Regions from separate parts of the Homo sapiens genome. Here all the other regions are linked to region 1. A link is a contact called in ENCODE Hi-C or POLR2A ChIA-PET data. All regions are on one chromosome and are shown on one strand. The core of a region is the stretch at or near the end of the contact, and the rest is flanking DNA. Distances in the headings are between cores, read along the strand shown.

The links. Hi-C counts contacts between places; a loop is a spot of excess contacts on that map. ChIA-PET counts read pairs that join two places held with the same protein, here RNA polymerase II (POLR2A). Pooled maps may share reads with other maps.
Region 2: a pooled map shows a loop between it and region 1 (2.2-fold over the local background). The contact joins the promoter of TTLL8 here to the promoter of ZBED4 in region 1. A Hi-C loop is called at or near these places in 1 of 50 pooled maps. POLR2A ChIA-PET finds 5 or more read pairs at or near these places in 4 of 52 experiments (CD8-positive, alpha-beta memory T cell, PC-9, T-cell and 1 more).
Region 3: a loop to region 1 is called in a pooled map, with 2.6 times the contacts of the local background. The contact joins the enhancer-like site here to the promoter of ZBED4 in region 1. A Hi-C loop is called at or near these places in 1 of 50 pooled maps. POLR2A ChIA-PET finds 5 or more read pairs at or near these places in 2 of 52 experiments (Panc1 and activated CD4-positive, alpha-beta T cell).

The regions. Positions count from the first base shown.
Region 1 is chr22:49,852,041-49,855,374 of GRCh38, reverse strand. It overlaps ZBED4 (zinc finger BED-type containing 4), which reads right to left and starts at 1,531. Exons shown (of 2, transcript NM_014838.3): 1 at 1,386-1,531. LOC105377205 (a long non-coding RNA gene) reads left to right here and starts at 1,863. Exons shown (of 5, transcript NR_188597.1): 1 at 1,863-2,939. LOC124905147 (a long non-coding RNA gene) reads left to right here. Exons shown (of 2, transcript XR_007068156.1): 2 at 89-873. RefSeq lists silencers at 884-1,173, 1,344-2,073, 2,094-2,183.
Region 2 is chr22:50,056,533-50,059,866 of GRCh38, reverse strand. It overlaps TTLL8 (tubulin tyrosine ligase like 8), which reads left to right and starts at 1,569. Exons shown (of 14, transcript NM_001350317.3): 1 at 1,569-1,713; 2 at 2,894-2,998. The coding sequence starts at 2,932. It overlaps MLC1 (modulator of VRAC current 1), which reads left to right. Exons shown (of 12, transcript NM_015166.4): 12 at 1-476.
Region 3 is chr22:49,722,506-49,725,839 of GRCh38, reverse strand. LOC124905146 (a long non-coding RNA gene) reads left to right here. Exons shown (of 2, transcript XR_007068152.1): 1 at 1-2,329. Among named protein-coding and RNA genes, the nearest start is that of MIR3667HG, 67 kb to the right of the region's middle. RefSeq lists enhancers at 493-1,223, 1,224-1,954. Within about 2 kb of position 1,624, at least 4 of the 41 ENCODE cell types and tissues checked have a DNase peak (open chromatin) inside an H3K27ac peak, as active enhancers do.

The DNA.
Region 1 (3,334 bases), core at 282-2,781:
GGAATTACCTGGACAAGAGTGTGTGTTGGGGGAGACCCTGTAACCACCTGTCAAGTGGACTAAAAGTCTTAGGTTTCTTTCCATATAGATTAACTGTGTCCTCACCTCAAAGACCGGGCCTCTGAAGCTTTTTCAAGATTCACAGAATCTCTCTTAACTTGTGCTAGATCTTTTCTTGAAAAAAAGCCAATCATGACAAGCAGATATAATCCGTTTAAGGACTACGGGAAGTGTGCAGCCTTGTACGGACGTCCCATTGGAAACCCTCGGAGTATGGAATCAAACTCCTGTAAACTTTCCTCTTGCAAAGTAACTTTGTTTAGTAATTGCAATTAATTCATAATCAAAATGTGGCTTATTCATAGCACTTAAAAAAAAATCCCAACCAAATCCTTCCTAGCCTCAATTTTGTCACTATGAATGACATACACAGAAAAAATAAAAAACATTTCTGTGTAAAAAGTCGCAGGATGCCCTTGCTTTACCAAACTGGCCTCACTATGAGGTCTGAATGGATTTCTAAAAACGTAATCTGATCAGAGTTAACTTCAAAATAAATAACTTCCCTTTCGACCAACACGAGAACACCAACAGAAGCTTCTGACGGCTCAGCTTGGCCGGGACGTGTTTCCACAGAGGTGCCCGGGTCTACCAGGGCCACCCGGAATAGAAAGGCGCAGAAGGGAGCCCGAGGGGCTGCGATTCTCTTAGCAACGAAGGCGGTGTGGGCCACACAACGGGACAAAAGAAGAAACAAAACTGACTGCGAGCTCATTTGGGTGTAGGAAAACCACTGCAGTCGAAAAACATTTGAAATTATGGTTCGCAAGGCAAGTTACATTTTTATTCATTAAATGTGAACGGTCATCCCCAGAACCACGTACAATAACCTGCCTCGGGGCGCGTCGCAAGGACCCGTCTGGGCTGAGACATGAAGCAGGGCCCAGGTGGCCCTTCCTGGAGGTGGGACGGGAATGACACGTCCAGAGAAGTCCCAGGGACGGGGCTCGCGGGGTTAACTCGACGTGGCCGGGACAGCGCGCTCCCGGCGGACCCGGGCGGCGCCCCGAGCCCGAGCCCCGTCCCGTCCGCCCGGAAGCAACGGCGCGGGCACGTGGGCCAGGCCGGGCGCCGACCCCCGGCACTCGGCCGCTCAGTCGGCGCCGCCCCCGCGCCAGCTGTCAGGGCCGGGGTCCGCGCGGGGGCGGGTCCGGGGCGGCGCCGGGCGGGGACCCCGAGGCCACGGAACCGCGCCCCCGCCCGCCTGGCCCCGGCCCTGGCCCCGGCGCGGCGCAGACAATGGCGCGGCCCGGCCCGGCCCCGGCGCGGTCCGCGGGGGACGGGGCTCGCGGCAGGCGGCGGGGCGGCGGCGCCCGCGCACTCACCTCGGCCCGGCCTCTGGGGCGGCTCCCGGCCGGCTGCGGACGACGGCGGCGCGGGCGGACGCTCCATTCATTACCGCGGCTTTGTCTGCCCCCGCGCCCCTCCCGCGGCCCCGCCGCCCGCCGCCCGCGACGCCGCCGGACGCTGCGCCCCTCCCAGGGCCCCGCGCGGCGCGGGGCGGGGCTGGCCGGGGGCGGGGCCGATCGGGGGCGGGGCCTACTCTCGCAGGCGCAGTGTCCGCGTACCCGCCCCGCCTCGTCCCTGGCCGGGCGGGAGGACGGAGCGCCGGAGGCCCGGCCGCTGGGGCGGGGTCGGGCGGAAGACGCAGGCGCAATGCGCGCTTCGGCTCCGCCCCCGGGTCCAGGAGGGCAAACTACGCAGGCGCAGTGGGCGCTCCGGCGCTGGCGGGCGACGGGAAGGGCTTAGGCGCTCTGGCTGGGCGGGGCGCGGGCGCCTTGGTTTCGTCCCGTGGCTTGGCAGTTGGCAGCGGCTCGGCGCGCACCCAACGGCCCACCGCGGGTTTCCGGGACGGCTAGCAGCGCGGTTCCCGGTCCCGCCCCGAACCCCCTTACCTGGCGCAGAGGCCGCTCAGTGCGGTGCGGTCAGGCCTCGTGGGCTGGGACCTAAGCCGTTGACCCTAAGGCGATCGGGGCTCCCCGCGCGGCCCCCCCGGGGGACGGGATTAACGCCTAAGCCCCAAGCCGGGTCGGCGGGAGGAGGGCGGCCCTCTGGGCGAGCGCGGGGCCGGGGCTGGCGGTGCGGAGCGCACGGGACTCGCCCGCTTCTCAGGGTCTGAAGGAAATGTGCACTTTTAATGTGTTATTTCCTAACACAAATGTTTGAGCAGACCAAATAAACTCTGCATGCTGAATGTGGCCCCGAGGTCCCCCGTTGGTGACACGGCTTTCGGCATTTTCTCGGCCTGAGTGTGAGAGTGAGAGGAGCCCGCGTGGCGGTCACCGGCTGGAGCGGGAGCGTGGAGTTATCACGGCCGCCTCTGCCCGGAGCCCGCCCCTGCCCCGCGGCTGTGCCCCTTCACCCGCACGCCGACTGTTCCAAAGTCCACGTCCAGCCTGCAGCCGGGTTTTCTATGGTGCCTGAGCTAAGAATGCTTTTCTCGTTTTTAAGAGGTTGGGGGAGAATTAAAACAGTATTTTAGCATATATGAAAAGTATATGACATTCAAATATCGGCCGGGCACGGTGGCTCACGCCTGTAATCCCTGCACTTTGGGAGGCCGAGGCGGGTGGATCACCTGAGATCAGGAGTTCGAGACCAGCCTGGCCAACATGGAGAAACCCCGTCTCTACTGAAAAAAAATAAAAAATTAGCCAGACGTGGTGGTGGGCTCCTGTAATCCCAGATACTCGGGAGACTGAGGCAGAAGAATCGCTTGAACCCGGGAGGCAGAGGTTGCAGTGAGCCGAGATCGCGCCACTGCACTCCAGTCTGGGTGACAGAGCAAGACTCCGTCTCCAAAAAAAAATTAAATTAAAATGTCGGTTTCCTAAGGAGTTCAACTGGAACACCACCATGCTTGTTCATGTAGTTAAAAGGTAAACTGCTTTACCTTCCACCATAGCTATGGAGTTGAGACCAGGCACTGACACCCAAAAAGGGCTCCCTGTTTCTTTCTTTTTCTTTTTTTTTTCTTTCTGAGACAGAGTCTCGCTCTGTCCCCAGGCTGGAGTGCGGTAGCGTGATCTCGGCTCACTGCAACCTCCGCCTCCCGGGTTCAAGCGATTCTCCTGCCTCAGCCTCCAGAGTAGCTGAGACTACAGGCGCTCGCCACCACGCCCAGCTAATTTATGTATTTTTAGTAGAGATGGGGTTTCACCATGTTGACCAGGATGGTCTCGATCTCCTGATCTTGTGATCCGCCCGCCTTGGCCTCCCAAAGTGCTGGGATTACAGGCATGAGCCACCGTGCCCGGCCTGGGGATCCCTGTTT
Region 2 (3,334 bases), core at 320-2,819, 200 kb before region 1:
AGACACCTTCCCAGCTGCTCCTAGAGGGGACAAGCCAGGCCCTCTCTGCAGTCCTCGGCAGCTCCGGAAGGACACAGTCAGGGGCCGGGCAAACACTTTGGCCACAGCCCCAAACAAGCGCCACCGTGGGAGAGGAGAGGCTGCTGTCACTGGTACCGGATGCAGACCCCACCCTGTCTGCAGGCCACCCCCACCTCCCTGCAGCTTTGAGGCTGGCGGGGTCTGCTCCTGGGAATGGGGTGGGAGCCACAGGGACGACCCGGGGCGGGCTGATGTCTTCTTGGGGGCAGACCAGAGAGCTCAAGTTTCAGAGTCAGAATTAGGCACTTGGAGCGTTTTTGCTGGCTTGCACTTTCTTATTTTCTTATTTTAGAGCGCTTAAAAAATCCGGAAAAATGGGGTTTAAAAGAACTGTCTCTTTCAGTCTACATTTTTGTTTAATACGCTTGAGCAATAAACGCTGACTTGCAGACGTGGCTGTGGCTATTTAATATTGTGTCTCAGCAGCGTCAGCTCACTCAGGTCTAAAAACATCGGGACACAGGGAGGAGGGGCGGGTGGAGGGAGGGCCAGCTTTTCACTCACTGATTTGTGTAACCCCTAGAGGCCAGTACTGGGGTCTGGTGAGAGCCCAGTGGCATTCCCCGGGGAAGAGGGAGGGAGCTGGAAGGGAACCACCCCCGCCAGGGGACGCTCCCACTCCCCCCCTTCAAGTCCCCCACCAGCCCCTTCAGAGTCGGGGCAGAACCTCCCTTTTGGGGTGTCTTGGGAAGTTAAATGCAAAATAAAGTTGATTTAAAACCAAATGAAGACATCTAGGCTTTGGAAAGTTGCCAGGAGTGAGGGTCCTGGTGGGGCAGGTGTGTCTTTCCTACCCCCACTCCGAGATGCCAGATCAGACACGAGCTGCCCTGGCGGGGTGATCCGCGGGGTGCGGGGGGAAACGACAGGGGCCGTGTGGACCTGGGTGGGCTCAGAACCCCCCGGGGGGCAGCGGCGTGGGACCCCACGAGTGGTTCTGCGGATACCAAGGCCCTCCCAAGTTCCGCCGCAGGACGGGGGGCGCTGATACGGTCACCCCGTCGCCCCCATCCGCCAGGACCCGCAGCGCGCAGCCCGGGAGGAGCCCAGCGCCCGCGGCCTCCTCACCCCGCCGCTCCAGCCTCGCGTCGGGGAAGGGCCCAGGGACAGAGGGCGGCATGAGGGCCCCGGGGAGGGCGAGAAGGCCTGGCGGGCCTGGGGGGCCCGAGGGGGAGGGGCAGGATGTGACCCGCGGGTCTTTGTGACCTGGTGGGGGATGGAGTGTGACCTCCACAGGGGGGCGCGGGGCCGCAGCGCGTGACCCGGGGCTACACTCGGGCCCTCCCCCGGCGGACACCATGGCGCGCACCGTCCCGCGCCGCCGACCCCGCAGCCGCGCCTGCTCCGACAGCAGCCCGGGACCCGGACCCCAACCCGGGCCCAGCCCAAGCGCTGATGACTGCTGCCCGTCGGGGCCCGCGCCCCCCGCACGCCGCAGCTCCCCGCGCCCCCGCGCCCCCCGCCGCCCGCGCAGCCCCACGCCCCGGGGCCGCCGCCGCTGCACAGCCCGAGGCCACGGGCCCAGCAGCCGCCGCACCGGGGGTGCACAATGCGCGTGGCCGCCCCAGCACGTTGTCCCAGGCAACCCCAGGAAGCCGGGCGGCGCAGCGCGAGCCACTGACCCGGTCCCCGGTGAGCACGACCCCCGACCGCGGAACCCCAGGCCCGTCCGCGCTTCCGATCCCGGACAGGACCCCTCCTCCCCATCTGCCTTCGGAACCCCAGACCCGCCTCCCACACCCGGAAACCCAGGCCTACCCCCTCCCCGCCCCGGGCCTCCAAATTCTAGACCCCTTACCCTAGGAATCCCAGACCCGCCTAGCTCGGAACCACAGAACTCCCCCACTAAACCTGCCCAACTCTACCCACTCGCCCGCCCTCGAAAGCCCAGAGCTGTTCTCCCCACCTTCCCCCATCTTCTGGGAACTCCACAGCTGTCCACTCCCCTCTGCCTTCAGAACCCCATACCTCTCCTCATTAACCTAGACCTGCACCCCCAACCCAGACCTCCCCCTCGACCTAGACCTGATCCCCAATTGAGACCTGATGCCCACAACCCAGACCTGACCCCCAACCCAGACCTGACCCCGACCCAGACCTGACCCCAAAAACCCAGACCTGATCTCCCAACCCAGACCTGACCCCAACCCAGACCTGACCCCCAACCCAGACCTCCCGCTCAACCCAAACCTGACCCTCAACCCAGACCTGACCCCAACCCAGACCTGACCCCCAACCCAGACCTCCCGCTCAACCCAGACCTGACCCCCCAACCCAGACCTGACCCCAACCCAGACCTGACCCACAATCCAGACCTGATCCCCCAACCCAGACCTGACCCCCAACCCAGACCTGACCCCCAACCCAGACCTCCCGCCCAACCCAGACCTGACCCCAACCCAGACCTGATCCCCCAACCCAGACCTGACTCACAACCCAGACCTGACTCACAACCCAGACCTGACACCAAACCCAGTCCTGACCCCCAAACCCAGACCTGACCCCCAAGCCCAGACCTGACCCCAACCTAGAACTGATCCCTCAACCCAGACCTGATCCCCAACCCCAGAGCTGACCCCTAATCCAGACCTGACCCCCAACCCCAGACCTGACTCCCATCCCCAGACCTGACCCCAACTCAGACCTGACCTCCCAACTCCAGACCTCATCCCCCAACCCAGACCTGATCCCAACCCCAGAGCTGATCCCCAACCCCAGACCTGACCCTCAGCTTGGGCCTCAGAACCCTCTCCATCCCCAGAGCCCCCCACACCCTCCCAGTTTCCTGTAACCACCACACCCTCTCCTCTAGGGGTCAGAGGAGCAAAGGGCAAGCTGTCGGAGGCCAGTATGGAACCAGAGAGGAAGGGGCTATCGTTGGCTTCTTCTTCAGATGGAGACGGGAGAGAAGAAAATAGTGGGTATCGTGTATTGCCTGTGTGCCAGCCACTCGCCCAGAGTGGCCCGGGCTCAGAGGCAGTGCTGGCTGCAGCCTGCTGCCAGGAAATCAGGGACTCTGGGGGCAGGCACTTCACTGAGCTGCAGAACCAGGCGCCTTCTCTTGGACGGTCCAGGCGGAGGACCCCAGGGGTGTTGGGGGGCGCTGGCTCCTGCCTCCTGTACCCCGATCCCACTGGCCAGCTTCCTGGGAAACTGGGAAATTAAACGTGTGGGTGTGGAGGGCTCTCCTGGCGGGTCGTGGAGGCCCTGCACTCGCCTCTCTCTTCCTTCCTGCCCTTGCCCTCTTCAGACT
Region 3 (3,334 bases), core at 375-2,874, 130 kb after region 1:
CTTCGTGCACCCAGCCCATCCCTTCGGCTGCGTGTGACCCCAGGACCCGGGTTCCGGTTTTCAGGTGTTATTTCTGGTCAGTGGTTTGGATCCCTCCCAGGAGGGCCTGGGTGGCCAAGGCAGCGGGAGGTGCCCTGCGGTGGCACAGCGGCACTGTCTCCACTCGCTGTTCAGGTCTGGGACACACAGTGCTGTTGCTCAGCTGGAGACGGGGCATCCCAGTGACGGTCACCTTGCAAGGACAGGAGAGACCCCTGCCCAATGTTCGATTCAGATGTCAAGACTGAAGATGCCACACACACACCAGGAGGGTGAGAACGTCCCATCCCTTACACCACTGAGGTTTCCAGGGGAGCAGGAGCCCCCCGCCGCGCCCCATCCGAGCTGGTCCAAAGGCCAGGGTTTATCGTGATTGGGGTGGGGCCGGGGCGGGGGTTCCCCGGGATGCCAGGGGCTTCTGTGCTTCGAATCTTCTACAGGCACTAAAGTGAGGCCTGGCCGGTGTGGGGCCCAGGGAGGAGGGAGAGGGGAGGCATCAAAGCCATCAGCAGCCAGTCCTCAGACAGTGGAGTGAAATCCTCCCGACCCTCCCTCAGCCAGGCGGTTTCCAGTCCCACAAAATCCCCCGATAAATCAGGACCTTTGACTGGGACAGACCAGGGAGGCGCGGGGACCACCCGGCCGGGCTCCCGGGCGATTCTCAGGGGCTGGCCGGCCCGCGTGTCTCTGCACACCGGCTCATTCTGCAGACAGCGCCGAGTGCCGCTGTGCAGGGAGACGCTCGGCTGCGCGCGGTCCGGGCACAGTTCTCGGGGAGTCCAGAGGAGGGAGCACGAGCTCCAGGGATGAGCATCGGGGCCGGACTCAGCCGTCCGTGGCTATGGCTGGAGCGGCTGGTGTGAGGCTGTGGGACCGGCCAGGGGTGGGGTGGCCGGGGCTGTATGGAGCAGGGCCACCCATGCCCGGGTCCCGCGTGCGACTTGGGAGGCCACCCTCCCTCCCCGCTGCGAGGTGGGGAACACCGGGCGGGCTCCTGGCTCCCGTGGAGAGGGAGAGACCGCGGTTTCGCCCTGGAACGGGGCCGGCGGTCGGCAGGTGCAGGGCACGGACTCCCGTCATTTCTGACGGTCTCAACTCCCGCTTCTCCTTCTCCAAAATGCCCTGCATGTTTTTCTGTTCTGGAGTTCCTCTGGAAAATGCTGGTTCTGTTTATGTCCAAGTCTCCTTTTTCCTGGTCACCGGGGTCCCGAGGTTGCGGCGCCTGACGACATGCGTGTTGCAGAAGCTGCTCTGTGGGGACAGTGACCAACGGCGTTGCCACAGTGACCCGGCCATGATGCTTCAGGACAGGACGCACGGGGCAAACGCCTGGGCACCGGGGACGGGGCAGCGCCCTCAGGCAGGGTGTCCACGGGGTGCCCCAGGGCTGCCGGAACAAAGACCCCAGTACTGCGGGGCTTAAAACAACAGAAACGTGTTGTCCTCCATTCTGGAGGCCGGGAGTCTGACTTCAGGGTGTGGGCAGGGCCGCCTTCCCTGCGGTTTCCGGGAGAAGCTCCTTCCTGCCTCCTCTTCCGGCTTCCTGCCTCTTCCGGCTTCCTGCCTCTTCCGGCTTCCCGCCCCGGTGTCCCCAGGTGTCCTCAGCAGCCGCTGCATCGCTCCGGTCTCTGCATCTGTCTGCACAAGGCCATCTTCCCGGGCACCTGTTTCCTTTCTGTGTCCCCTCCGCTTCCTATATGGACACGAGTCATAGGACTGAGGGCCTACCCTGCTCCTGTGTGACCTCATCTAAACTTAATCACTCATATCTGCCAAGAATCTATGTCCAGCTACAGTCACAGTCTGAGGTTCTGGATGAACATTTTGGAAACTATTCAACCCACTGCATTACCCAGCTGTGGCTATATATATATATATACATATACATATTTATTTTTTAGTGACAGGGTCTCGCGGTGTTGCCCAGGCTGGAGGGCAGTGGCTCTTCACAGACACAGTCACCGTGTGCTACAGCTTCCAACTCCTGGGCTCGAACCATCCTCCTTTGTCAGCCCCATGAGTACTGGGGAGCACAGGTGTGGGGCACTGTGTCCGGCTGTGGTGACAGATGGAGCCCCCGACACAGGTTTGTAACTCAAGGCACTGACATCCAACCTGAAGGGCAAGAGCAGGGCAGCGAAAGTGCTGCAGACGGAGGCCGCTTCAAGCCTGGACACCTGCGGGAGAGAAACCCCCAGGAGCCAGGATCACCGAACACCCAAAGACGTCCCGCTCTGAAAAGAGGCTGCCGCCTCAATAAACAGGAGGAGTCACAGCTGAGAAACCAGAGGTAATCAAAGTAGTCAGAACTTCACAGTGAGTCCATTCAAAATTCAATCTTCAGAGAGATGAAGACAGATATCATTCATAAAACAAGAACAGAGTATTAGGAACAAGAACAACTGGCTAGACAAAGAACATAGTAGAAATTGTTTATTATGTATTTATTTTTGAGACAGGGTCTCACTCTGTTGCCCAGGCTGGAATGCAGTGGTGTGACCACGGCTCACTGCAGCCTCCACCTCCTGGAGTTAAGTGATTCTCCTGCCTCAGCTTCCTGAACAGCTGGAACCACAGGTGCATGCCACCACACCTGGTTAGTTTTTTCTTTTCTTTTTTTTTTTTTTGAGATGGAGTTTCACCTTGTTGTTCAGGCTGGAATGCAATGGCACGATCTCGGCTCACCACAACCTCCACATCCCAGGTTCAAGCAATTCTCCTTCTTCAGCCTACTGAGTAGCTGGGACTACAGGCATGCACCACCACGTGCGGCTAATTTTGTATTTTTAGTAGAGACTGGGTTTTCCGTGTTGGTCAGGCTGGTCTCGAACTCCCGACCTCAGGTGATCTGCCTGCCTTGGCCTTCCAAAGTGCTGGGATTACAGGTGTGAGCCACCACACCTGCCCCTTACTTTTTTTTGTACAGATGGGGTCACACTGTGTTGCCCAGGTTGGCCTCAAACTCCTGGGCTCAATGATTCTCCTGCCTCAGCCTCCCAAAGCATTGGGATTACAGGTATGAGTCACTGCGCATGGCCAAAATATTAAAAACAAAACATAATTTAAGTTAGAAGCTCACATGTGGCTAGAGGACCAGTGTCAGTGAAAGAGCATTTGTTCAATGTTGGAAAAATTAATAATGAAAAGACAAATAATTTAGTTGCAGTTCAAGATCCTTTAAGACAGCACTGGGTCTGGTTGCTGACACTTGTTTAGATTTGCACATCTGCTCATGAGGGCTGGCCCCATAGCCACCTTTCCTTTGGTCAGGTTTTGGCACCAAGATTACGCTGGC